Linked DNA regions of Homo sapiens: region 1 is linked to region 2. A link is a contact called in ENCODE Hi-C or POLR2A ChIA-PET data. All regions are on one chromosome and are shown on one strand. Each heading gives the region's core, a stretch centred on a gene start or an enhancer-like site at or near the end of the contact. The rest is flanking DNA. Distances are from core to core; before and after follow the strand shown. Region 1 overlaps MKI67 (marker of proliferation Ki-67). Region 2 has its middle 55 kb from the start of MKI67.

Region 1 (5,393 bases), core at 281-2,780, 85 kb after region 2:
CTTCTACGTAGGCCAACCTCAAAACTTTCAGTAGGAATGTTGCTATGATCAAGTTGTTCTAACACTTTAGACTTAGTAGTAATTATGAACCTCACATAGAAAAATTTCATCCAGCCATATGCCTGTGGAGTGGAATATTCTGTTTAGTAGAAAAATCCTTTAGAGTTCAGCTCTAACCAGAAATCTTGCTGAAGTATGTCAGCACCTTTTCTCACCCTGGTAAGTACAGTATTTCAAGAGCACGCTAAGGGTGGTTTTCATTTTACAGGGCTGTTGATGATGGGTTAAAAATGTTCATTTAAGGGCTACCCCCGTGTTTAATAGATGAACACCACTTCTACACAACCCTCCTTGGTACTGGGGGAGGGAGAGATCTGACAAATACTGCCCATTCCCCTAGGCTGACTGGATTTGAGAACAAATACCCACCCATTTCCACCATGGTATGGTAACTTCTCTGAGCTTCAGTTTCCAAGTGAATTTCCATGTAATAGGACATTCCCATTAAATACAAGCTGTTTTTACTTTTTCGCCTCCCAGGGCCTGTGGGATCTGGTCCCCCAGCCTCTCTTGGGCTTTCTTACACTAACTCTGTACCTACCATCTCCTGCCTCCCTTAGGCAGGCACCTCCAACCACCACACACTCCCTGCTGTTTTCCCTGCCTGGAACTTTCCCTCCTGCCCCACCAAGATCATTTCATCCAGTCCTGAGCTCAGCTTAAGGGAGGCTTCTTGCCTGTGGGTTCCCTCACCCCCATGCCTGTCCTCCAGGCTGGGGCAGGTTCTTAGTTTGCCTGGAATTGTTCTGTACCTCTTTGTAGCACGTAGTGTTGTGGAAACTAAGCCACTAATTGAGTTTCTGGCTCCCCTCCTGGGGTTGTAAGTTTTGTTCATTCATGAGGGCCGACTGCATTTCCTGGTTACTCTATCCCAGTGACCAGCCACAGGAGATGTCCAATAAAGTATGTGATGAAATGGTCTTAAAACCCATGGTATTTTTATTATAGGGAGAGTGGGGAAAGAAACTAAGTGTGGGTGGGGCAGACAGGCCAGTGTAAGAGAGACTGGTTCATTACGTTCCATTTTCATTTCTACAAGGACTTGGCTGGATGGTCATTTTCTCTCTTGGCCAATAAGTCATCGCAGCTGCTTTTAGTCCTGCAGGAATGGCCTGCTGTATCTCGAGAACTACCTGCAACCGCAGCTGTGCCTGCTTTGTTGCAACAGAGGTGCTGAGTTGAGGGATGGGGATTTGACCCAGGGCTGCCCCAAGTCAGCAGATGAAAATACATGCCCTGACTTTCCTCTGGCAACCCTGATTTGACATGGATCCCGGGAGTGAATTTGCTGGCAAGTTCCAGGGGCAGTAGCCTGCGGTAGGTCAGTTAGTCCTGAAGAAGAGGCCTTTCTGTCGGAGAGAAAAGTTTGCAGGTGGGTGCATCTACCATCTTGAGAGGCTGAGGAGGGAGGGAGAGCCGTGCTCGGTGGTCAGTCTGGTGAAGGAAGTGGGTTCAGTCTGCAGCCCACATCCTGGGCTGTCATCAAGAATTAACATGGCAAACGGCGACTCCATAAAGTAAACTGTAGCTACTTAACTAAATGATTTCGTGTGGCTGAGATCCTACTGTTTGCTGGGTTTCCTGGAAAAGTCCTCTAGATGAACTGCAGGAATCTCCTGGCACTCTGGTTACAGCTGGAGAAACTGATTTCTGTGCTGTCCAGGTGCTCCCAGACCCCCAAGGCATCTCCAGGACACAGTCACCAAACCCCCATCCTGGTATTACTGGCATTGAGTGCCACGTAGGCACACAGCACTCCATAATTTGGAAATGTGGATTTCATTGCTATTGCTCTTCATGAGGGAACAAATAATACCCATGATGTATTGGCAGGAAGCCACGCCCCCCCTCCCCCGCTGCCACCCCCACAGCGCGCACAGTGATTTCAGGAAGGAGGTTTGATTGGTTTGTTGTGTGTTGCCCTGCAAGGGCCCCAATCAGCTTCCTGCTCATCAGCCCCATCTCAGGCAAGTCCCACATCTGTGATGTCAAGCCCTGAGCCGGGTAATTGGACTTGGATACCTGCTTGACTCATCTTTCCAGTGAGGTTCCTAAGGAGCATCCCCAACCCCACCTCCCAGGGGGAGCTCTCGATGTCACCTGAAGAACAAACAAACAAAAACTGTGTTGATGGTACAGTCCCAGGGCTCCGTGACTGGACAGGCTCCCTGCGTGATACACCTGTGTATGTCACTACAGAAATACAGCTGGTGCAGGCCTGTCCGCCTCTCTCACAGGTCAGAGTGTTCTAAAATCCATCCTGGCCCTTGTTGTCTGTCTGCTTGGGGTTAGGGCAGGTGCTCCTTTATCATTTGTAAAGTTTATGTGATGTCTGGTATGTGTTCCACACCCTTGCAGAGTGTAAATTCCTAGAGAGAGTTCAGACTTCGGAGTCAAATGCACAGGTGCAAATTCCAGCTTGTCTAATTTGCTGCTGTGTGAACGTGGACAGTCTTTCAACTTTGCTAGTTTCCCATCTGTAAAATGAGGCTGTTCAGTACCTGAGCACATAGCATTGTTGAGAAGATTAAATGAGACAATATGTGTAAAACACTTAGCATTTTACCCAGAGCTTGGTAAGCATCAATACATGCTAATTATCATCATCATCAGAAGATGAATATATTTATTAGATGCCTAAAACTCCAAGATATTTCCCTTGGCTCATAAATTCTTTATCACTAGGGATTTCTCTATGGAAGTGAAGGAAGAATCTGGAACGTAACAGGCCTGAATAACCAGGGGCAGTGGCTCACACCTGTAATCCCAGCACATTGGGAGGCCAAGGCTGGAGGATCGCTTGAGGCCAGGAGTTCAAGATCAGCCTGGGCAACATAGCGAGACCCCATCTCTACAAAAAAAAAAAAAAAAGAAAAAAGAAAAGAAAAAATTAGCGGGCATTGTGGCACATACCTGTAGTCCCAGCTACTTGGGAGGCTGATGTGGGAGGACTGCTTGAGCTCAGGAGTTCAAGGCTGCAGTGAGCTATGATTGTATCACTGCACTCCAGCTTGGTCAACAGAGCAAGACCCTGTCTCAAAAAAGAAAAATAAAAATCCTGAATAATATGTCTATGTCTTCATCGAGCCCACGTATTGAAAACTACCCAAACCACCAACAATGCAAAGAAACATTATTTAACTAAGAGTCGAGTAACCAAATTTCAGGGTTATCCAAACTGAATATGGCCTCTGCAGGAGAAAAGAATATGTGTGATGTGGCAGCCACAATCTGATACCATATTAACACTGTCTTTTATTTTTTTTTTTTTGAGACGGTCTCACTCTGTTGCACAGGTTGGAGTGTAGTGGCACAATCTTGGCTCACTGCAACCTCTGCCTTCAAGGTTCAAGAGATTCTCCTGCCTCAGCCTCTGAGGAGCTGGGATTACAGGCATGCACCACACATACCTGGCTAATATTTGTAATTTTTTTTTTAGGAGAGACAGGGTTTCACCATGTTGGCCAGGCTGGTCTCAAACTCCAGACCTCAGGTGATCCAGCCACCTTGGCCTCCCAAAGTGTTGAGATTACAGGCGTGAGCCACCATGCCCAGTCAACAGTGTCTTTAAATGACATCAGATCGCAGAACTTTGCTGAGCTTGGCCCAGACACAGGTCTGGCTAAAACAGGTGGTGCTGGGACCAGGCATGGCCAGGACATAGGGAAGCACATCCCTGCATAGAAAAGGTTCTGTGGATTTTAATCCAGGTCAGCAATTAGCAAACTTTTTCTGTCAAGGACCAGGCAGTAAATATGGCGGCTTCGTGGGCCATACTGTCTGTTATGCTGACTCACCTCTGCTGTTAAAGAACAGAAGCGGCTGTAGGCAACACGCAAGCAAACAGGCATGTCCAAAAAATGGCTAATAAAAACAGGCTGTGGGGCTGGGCACGGTGGCTCACGCCTGTAATCCCAGCACTTTGGGAGGCTGAGGCGGGTGGATCACTTGAGGCCAGGAGTTCGAGACCAGCCTGGTCAACATGGCGAAACCCAGTTTCTACTAAAAATACAAAAATTAGCCAGGTGTGGTGGTGGGCCCCTGAAATCCCAGCTACTCAGAAGACTGAGGCAGGAGAATTGCTTGAACCAGGGAGGCGGAGGGTGCAGTCAGCTGAGATCCAGCCCACTGTACTCCAGCCTGGGTGACAGAGTGAGATTCCATCTTAAGCAAAACAAAACAAAACAAAACAAGCAAGAAAACAACAACAACAACAAAAACCAGGCTGTGGGCCCATTTTGACTGAGGACCTTGGTTTGCATATCCCTGATCTAGAGAAATGAGTGATTTAACATATATGCCTCCTAGGACATATCACATTGAAATTAGCAGCCCTTGCAATATAACGGGTCATGAGCAGAGGGTGCATTTCACTTTGGGCTTTGGGGTCTTCCCGGGCCCTGGAACCCCCACCGGCTCCCAGCCCCAGGACGTTGGAAGCTGAGAGGCCTGGCTTCCAATCCCAGCCCTGTCCCTTGCTCGCTGCATGACTTGGGCCCATTGCTTGGCCTTTCTGAGCCTCAGTTTCCCTAGCTGGGAGAGTGAAGATGGCAATTTCTTGCCTCGTAGGGTTGTGAGGACAAAAGAAGAAAACTCGGGTGGATTGTGTAGCCTGGCCCCCATTCTCAGAAGGTCTCCAAGCGGTGCCGTCTTCCTCTTATCCCAGCGTGGCCTCAGCCTTCGAGAGGCCTAGAACTCTGGGAAAGGAGCAGTCAGGACTGGACACGACTCCAGGCTTTTCTTATTTCTTGTGTGGGGTCTGGAAAAGGAGAAGTGCAATTATATCCAAGGCCCCTCTTGGGCAGGGGTCTCAGATCCAGGCCAGGCTGATATGAGCAAGGGGAGGCGGGTCAGGCCAGGCAGCACTGTCAATTTTGATGTTGGGAGGGAGGAGGGGCATGACTGTGTATCAGCAAATTCCTAAATTTCCACCCTGGCTCGGGAGATGCAGCTTGTGCTGAAGTGAGTCACTTATTCCTGGGCCCCTCATCTGCCTGCTTGCTTCCATGTCCCCTAGAGCCAAAAACAACTATAGGAGCAACTTAGGGGAAAAGTTACCTATATTTATATATAAGCGTATGTATTTATATATAAATATGATAACTATAGATATAATCTAATATATTGTGTATAATATAAATTAAATATATTTAATGTAATGTATATAACTTAAGTATATTATATATTCATAACTATATAAAATATATAAATATACTAAATATTATTCACTAGGTTTTCATCATTGGCAACCTAAGTTCTATATAAATATATAAATATTATCTATGAAAATTTATACACAAATATGTATATAAAATGTTATAAATATATACATA
Region 2 (6,035 bases), core at 2,486-4,985:
GGAAAGGTGTTGTTCAGCATCCCCAAATCTCCAGAGAATGAATGAATCCAGTGCCTGGAGTACTGAGGGTGAACGCAGCTCACAAGGATCTGTGTGATGCTCCAGAGAAGTCTCTCCTAGTCCAAGGAGGCCCCCATAATGCAAATCATTTGGAAGACTGTAAGGGAAGAGCCCTAACGACTAATTGCTGCTCCAGCTCTTCTTAAAAGCACTGTAGAAATAGAATTTTATGTATAGTTTTTATTTGTTTCAGAGAAATTCTCATAAGCATTGAGTTCCCCTGGGAGCTCTAATGGGTCTGAAATGTTTTCCAACTGAAACACAGTAACACATGATCACCTAGCAATGAGGGGTTCTGAAAAAATAAAGGCAGTTAGTAAAGTTGGTGATGCTTTATGGTATGGAAATCTTTCAAAACTGTATTATGTATTTATCCCATGACGTAACAAACAGTCTATAAAATTTAACTTTTTCTTCAAGACTCAAGGTCGCAATTGTGCCATAGAAATAGAAATAGCTGGTACAGAACATCTGACAAACTTAGCCCTCCTTCATCCCCTAAGCACACAAGCATGCAACAGGAGGTTTTAAATTTTAATTGGTGAAGAAAATTGCCTGGAATGTGGTTTGTTGAAAATGGCTGGACTTCTTACCACTCACCCTCTTTTCATAAAACTGAAGTAGTGGCTCAGAGGGAAATTCATAGCATTAAATGCGTATGTATTAGTCTGTTCTCTGCTATAAAGATACTACCTGAGACTAGGTAATTTATGAAAGAAAGAGGTTTAATTGACTCACAGTTCTGCATGGCTGGGGAGGCCTTGGGAAACTTACAATCATGGTGGAAGGCAAGGGGGAAGCAAGGCACATCTTACATGGCAGCAGGTGAGAGAGAGATAGTGAAGGAGAAATGAGGAACTGCCAAACACTTATAAAACCATCAGATCTCGTGAGAACTCATTCATTATCAAGGTAACAGCATGAGGGAAAGTGCCCCCATGATCCAGTCACCTCCCACTAGGTCCCTCCCTTGACACAAGGGGATTACAATTTGAGAAGAGATTTGGGTGAGGACACAAAGCCAGATCATTTCAGCTTATATTAGAAAATTTGAAACGTCTCAGAGCAATAGTCTCAGTTTCCACTTTAGGAAATGAGAAAAAAAAAGAAGAGCTAAATAAAACTAAAGAAAGCATAAGGATGGAAATAATATATGTAAGAATAGAAACGAGTGAAACTGAAAACAGAAAAATAATAGGGAAAAGTCAATGAAGCAAAAAGTTGTTTCTTTTAAAATATCAATACAATTTATAATCTTCAAGCAAGACTGACAAGAGAAAAGACTCAAATTATCAATATGAGGAATGAAAAAGAACATATAGTGATAGGCAGCCCTGCCAGACATTAAAAGGTTAATAAAGGAATACCAAGAATGATTCTACTCACATAAATTCAACAACTTAGATGAAATAAATGAATTCTTGAAAACCAATTGCCAAAATTCACCCAAGATGAACTAGATAGCCTGAATAGTCCTATAACATTAAAAAAAATTAAATTTATAGTTTAAAACTTTACACAAAAGAAACCTCCATTCCCAGATAATTTCACTGATGGCTTCTACCAAACATTTTAAAAAAGAAATAACACCAATTCCACATGATCTCTTTCAGAAAATAGAAGAGGGAACACATCTCAATATATTTTGATGAGGCCATTATTATCCTGATAACTAAACCAGACAAAGACAATACAAGCAAAAAAAAACCCTACAAACTCATATTCCTCATGACTAGCAATGTAAAAATCCTCAACAAAATATTATCAAATCAAATCCAGCAATATGTCCTTGATCTTGAACTTCCCAGCCCTTAGAACCATGAGAAAATTAATTTCTGTTGTTTAAGCCACCCATTCTGTGGTATTTTGTATAGTAGACCAAGAAGACTAACGCAATAGGGATACATATTAGGATGGAAGAAATAAAAATGTACCTATTCACAGGCAACATGAATGTCTACTAGAAAATCCTAAGGATTACACACATACACACACCAGTTGTATTTCCACATAGTAGCCATGTGCAATTTAAAATCAAAATTTAAAAATAAACATTTAGAATAGCTTCCCACAAAATGAAATATTTAGGAATATATCTAACAAAACACATACAGAATCTGTACATGAACCTGTACAGAATCTGAAAAATAGAAAATGCTCATGAAAGAAATGAAAGACATAGATAAGTGGAGAGACTTAATATGTTCACGAATTGGGAGAGTCAGCATAGTAAAGATGTCAGTTCTCCCCAAAATCATCTCTAAATTTAATACAATTTCAATCAATATTTTAGCAGAATTTTTAAAGATATATAAAAACAAATTCTAAAATATCTGTGGAAAGACAAAGAAATTAGAGTAGAAAAACCGTGTTGAAAATGGATAAAATCAAAGGAAACACACTACTCAACTTTAAGATGTATTATACAATGATAGTAATCAATATAGTATGGTATTGGTAAAGAGATCCACAGAACAATATCAAGTCCAAAAACAGACCCACATAAATATGACTAATTGATTTTTGACAAAAGTGCAACAGCAATTCAATGGCAGAAGGATGGGTTTTTCAACAAATGGTGTAGAAACAAATTATATTGGACAGCCAAAGCCCAAAAAAATAAAATGAACATTTTCTGAAACATCACATCTTATCCAAACAATAACTCAAAATAGAACATAGAGCTAAATGTAAAACATATAGCTATGAGACGTTTAGGATAAAACATAGGAGAAAATCTTGATAACCCAGGGTTAGGCAAAGAGCTCTTAGACATAGTACCCAGAGCTCAATCCATAAATTTTTTAAAACATTGAAAGATTGGACTTCATCAAAATTTAAAACTATTGATCTGTGAAAGACACTTTTAAGAGAATGGAAACACAAATTACAGACTGGGAGAAAGTATTTACAAGTCACATATCCAACAAGGACTTGGATCGAGAATGTATAAAGAAGCCACAACAGTCAGAAAATAGCTTGATTAAAAAATGGGCAGGAGCTTTAATGGATACTTTACTAAAGAGCAAATGTGAATGGTCAATAAGCATGTGAAAAGACGTTCCACACCGTTAGCCATCAGGGAAAGGCAAATGAAAACCTGAAGAGATAGCATTACACGTCTATTAGAATGGCTGAGATAAAAAGCTACTGATAGAACTGAGTACTGACCAGCATGCAGAGCAACTGGAACTCTTGTTTCTTGTTGCTGGGAATGCAAAATAGTACAGCCACAATGGAAACCAGTTTGGAAGTCTCTTACAGACTTACACATACACTTAAGCTACACATACAATCCAGCCATTCCACCCCTAGGTACTTGCCTTAGAGAAATATAAATGTGTGTTCACACAAAAATCAGTATATGAATGTTTATAACAGCTATATTTATAAACACCAAAAACTGCAAACAACCCAAAAGTCCTTCAACTAATGAATGGATGACAAACTGAACATACCTTGACAACGAATGACTAGCCAGAAATAAAAAGGAAGAACTGACTGGTGTACGTACGCAGCATCTAAGATGAATCTCAGAGACACTGTGCTGAGTGAAGCCGGTCTTAAAGATGTTACACACTGCTTCGTTCAATTTACTTGTCATTCTCCAAAACATAAAGCTGTAGTGACAAGGAGCATCACGGGGTAAAGAGGCGAGGAGGGTTTGACCACAAAGGAAGGGCAGATGGCAGGAAACAGGTTTTTGAGTAATGAGTTTACTTTGAATCCTGATTGTGGGGGTGGTTACATGAACCTATACATGTTTTCAAACTCGTAGAACTAAACACACACACACAAAGTCAATTTTATTGTATGTTCATTTGGAAAGCATTTTAATTGAAGTATAACGAGAACTGCTTTCTACAAAATGAATGATAGACTCAACTGTTGGAACCGTCTCCAGCTCAATTGCTTCCCTCCTCAACAAACTTCCTTTTCACTATTATTTTCTGTGCTCTTTGATGTGTATCAGAATTCAAAATATTTTCTTATGTTAGCATCCATAACAATCCAAGACCAATAGTATTTAAAAACCTGGATACAACATCAGGCTGGATGCAGTGACTCATGCCTGTAATCCTAGCATTTTGGGAGGCCAAGCCAGGTGGATCATTTGAGGTCATGAATTTGAGACCAGCCTGGCCAACATGGTGAAACCCCCATCTCTAGTAAAAATACAAAAAAAAAAAAAAATAGCTGGGTGTGGTGGCACACACCACTCATCCCAGCTACTCGGGAGGCTGAAGCAGGAGAATCGCTTGAACCTGGGAAGTGGAGGTTGCAGTGGGCTGAGATTGCACCATTGCTCTCCAGCCTGGGCAACAGAGTGAGACTCTGTCTTAAAAAAAAAACAAAGGCCTGGATACAACATCAATCTCATTAACCCGTTTAACATCATACCGTCATATATAAAAATCCTCATAACAATCAGCCTTCTAAGTTAACTCTGTCTTTTTGTAGTTTGCCCAAATGTAAATTTTGCCATTCGCTCATCCCTAGAGATACTGCCAGGAAAAACAAGATATCTATTAAGCAACTATGGGTATAAACGGAACCCCACATATCTGGCTGTTCAAATTCCTGATTTTCGTTGTTCTGAATACTTGATGGTTTCAAAAGCCCTATAATTGAAGTCTTGATGTAGGTACTGACATTTATTTAATCCCAGGTAAAATTATCAGAGCCTTATAAAATACACATAATGAATATACTTTATTATGGCCAGGCACCGTGGCTCACGCCTGTAATCCCAGCACCTTGAGGGGCCGAGGCAGGTGGATCCCTTGAGGTCAGGAGTTCAAGGCCAGTCTGGCCAACATAGTGAAACCCCCGTCTCTACTAAAAATACAAAAAATTAGCCAGTCATGGTGGCACATGCCTGTAATCCCAGCTACTTGGGAGGCTGAGGCAGGAGAATTGCTTGAACCCAGGAGGCAGAGGTTGCAGTGAGCCGAGATCGCACCACTGCACTCCAGCCTGGGCAACAAGAGTGAGACTCTGTCTCAAAAAAAAAAAAAAGAAAAGAAAAAGAAAAAAAAACTTTATTATGAAGCCATTACTATCAAATGCGTATTTTAAAGATCTTTCTTACATCTATAATCCAAAAGGTCAGTGAACTAATAGATGTTTGGATGATACTCATTACCTGTTTATTCATACATTAGACATCAACTGGCCTTTAACCCATAGCAAAAATCCTAGTCGGTGCCTAAAATGGAGTGGCAGACACTTATTAAACTCTGCTAAAACTTCCATTTATAGCCACATCTTCTTTTACTCCTTCTTTAAAACTTCGATACGGTCGTAACCCAAGAGGCCATTTTTTCTAATTTCACTGTCTGTTGGCAGTCGTCTTCACGAATCGTCTGCACAAGTGTGCATTGTATATTCAAGGGCAATTAAGTTGCTAATAGTCAGCTATTTCCAAAGTCACTTGCTGCAGATGATGATGTATGACGGAGCATCTGATGCCAGAAATGTAACTGGAGAAAGGAGGCTGTGTTTTTGCCTCACTCTCATTAATAAAAGAATCTAGCAGAACTGAAAGGAAGAGCCCAAGTTTTGTACTAAGTGCTTTATGTCGAACTTACCGTACAGTGAGGTGTTGCCGTGTGAACTGGTATATGGCACATATGGGAAAAGAGAAGACACCAACATATTTTTTTCCATTTAGTCGTACCAAATATTCTGCCTCTTTCCCTACAAATTCCTTCTGAAACACTTAAGCAAGATAAGATGCTCTCCCTACCCCAGATAGAAATGTTTTAGCTCATTAAGCCCTTTCTTCCAGAATACTAATTCTGTGCTTGATTGGTGCTTTATTACAGATAAGAGAATAATTCAAAATTAAAAGACGTGAAATGAAGCTCTTCTAAGCTATCACTTAGGCCATTTGAGGGAAAAAATACTCTCATCTGATGCAATTTTTCAGTAATAAAACGGACACAAACATTTGTTCAAAGTTCTGATGGCCT

Evidence for each region. Hi-C counts contacts between places; a loop is a spot of excess contacts on that map. ChIA-PET counts read pairs that join two places held with the same protein, here RNA polymerase II (POLR2A). Pooled maps may share reads with other maps.
Region 1: a loop to region 2 is called in a pooled map, with 2.0 times the contacts of the local background. The contact joins two enhancer-like sites. A Hi-C loop is called at or near these places in 1 of 50 pooled maps. POLR2A ChIA-PET finds 5 or more read pairs at or near these places in 2 of 52 experiments (CD4-positive, alpha-beta memory T cell and activated CD8-positive, alpha-beta memory T cell).

What each region holds. Positions count from the first base shown.
Region 1 is chr10:128,092,253-128,097,645 of GRCh38, reverse strand. It overlaps MKI67 (marker of proliferation Ki-67), which reads left to right. Exons shown (of 15, transcript NM_002417.5): 15 at 1-987. Among named protein-coding and RNA genes, the nearest start is that of MKI67, 31 kb to the left of the region's middle. RefSeq lists an enhancer at 5,258-5,393. Within about 2 kb of position 1,530, at least 3 of the 41 ENCODE cell types and tissues checked have a DNase peak (open chromatin) inside an H3K27ac peak, as active enhancers do.
Region 2 is chr10:128,178,696-128,184,730 of GRCh38, reverse strand. No RefSeq gene overlaps it. Among named protein-coding and RNA genes, the nearest start is that of MKI67, 55 kb to the right of the region's middle. Within about 2 kb of position 3,735, at least 2 of the 41 ENCODE cell types and tissues checked have a DNase peak (open chromatin) inside an H3K27ac peak, as active enhancers do.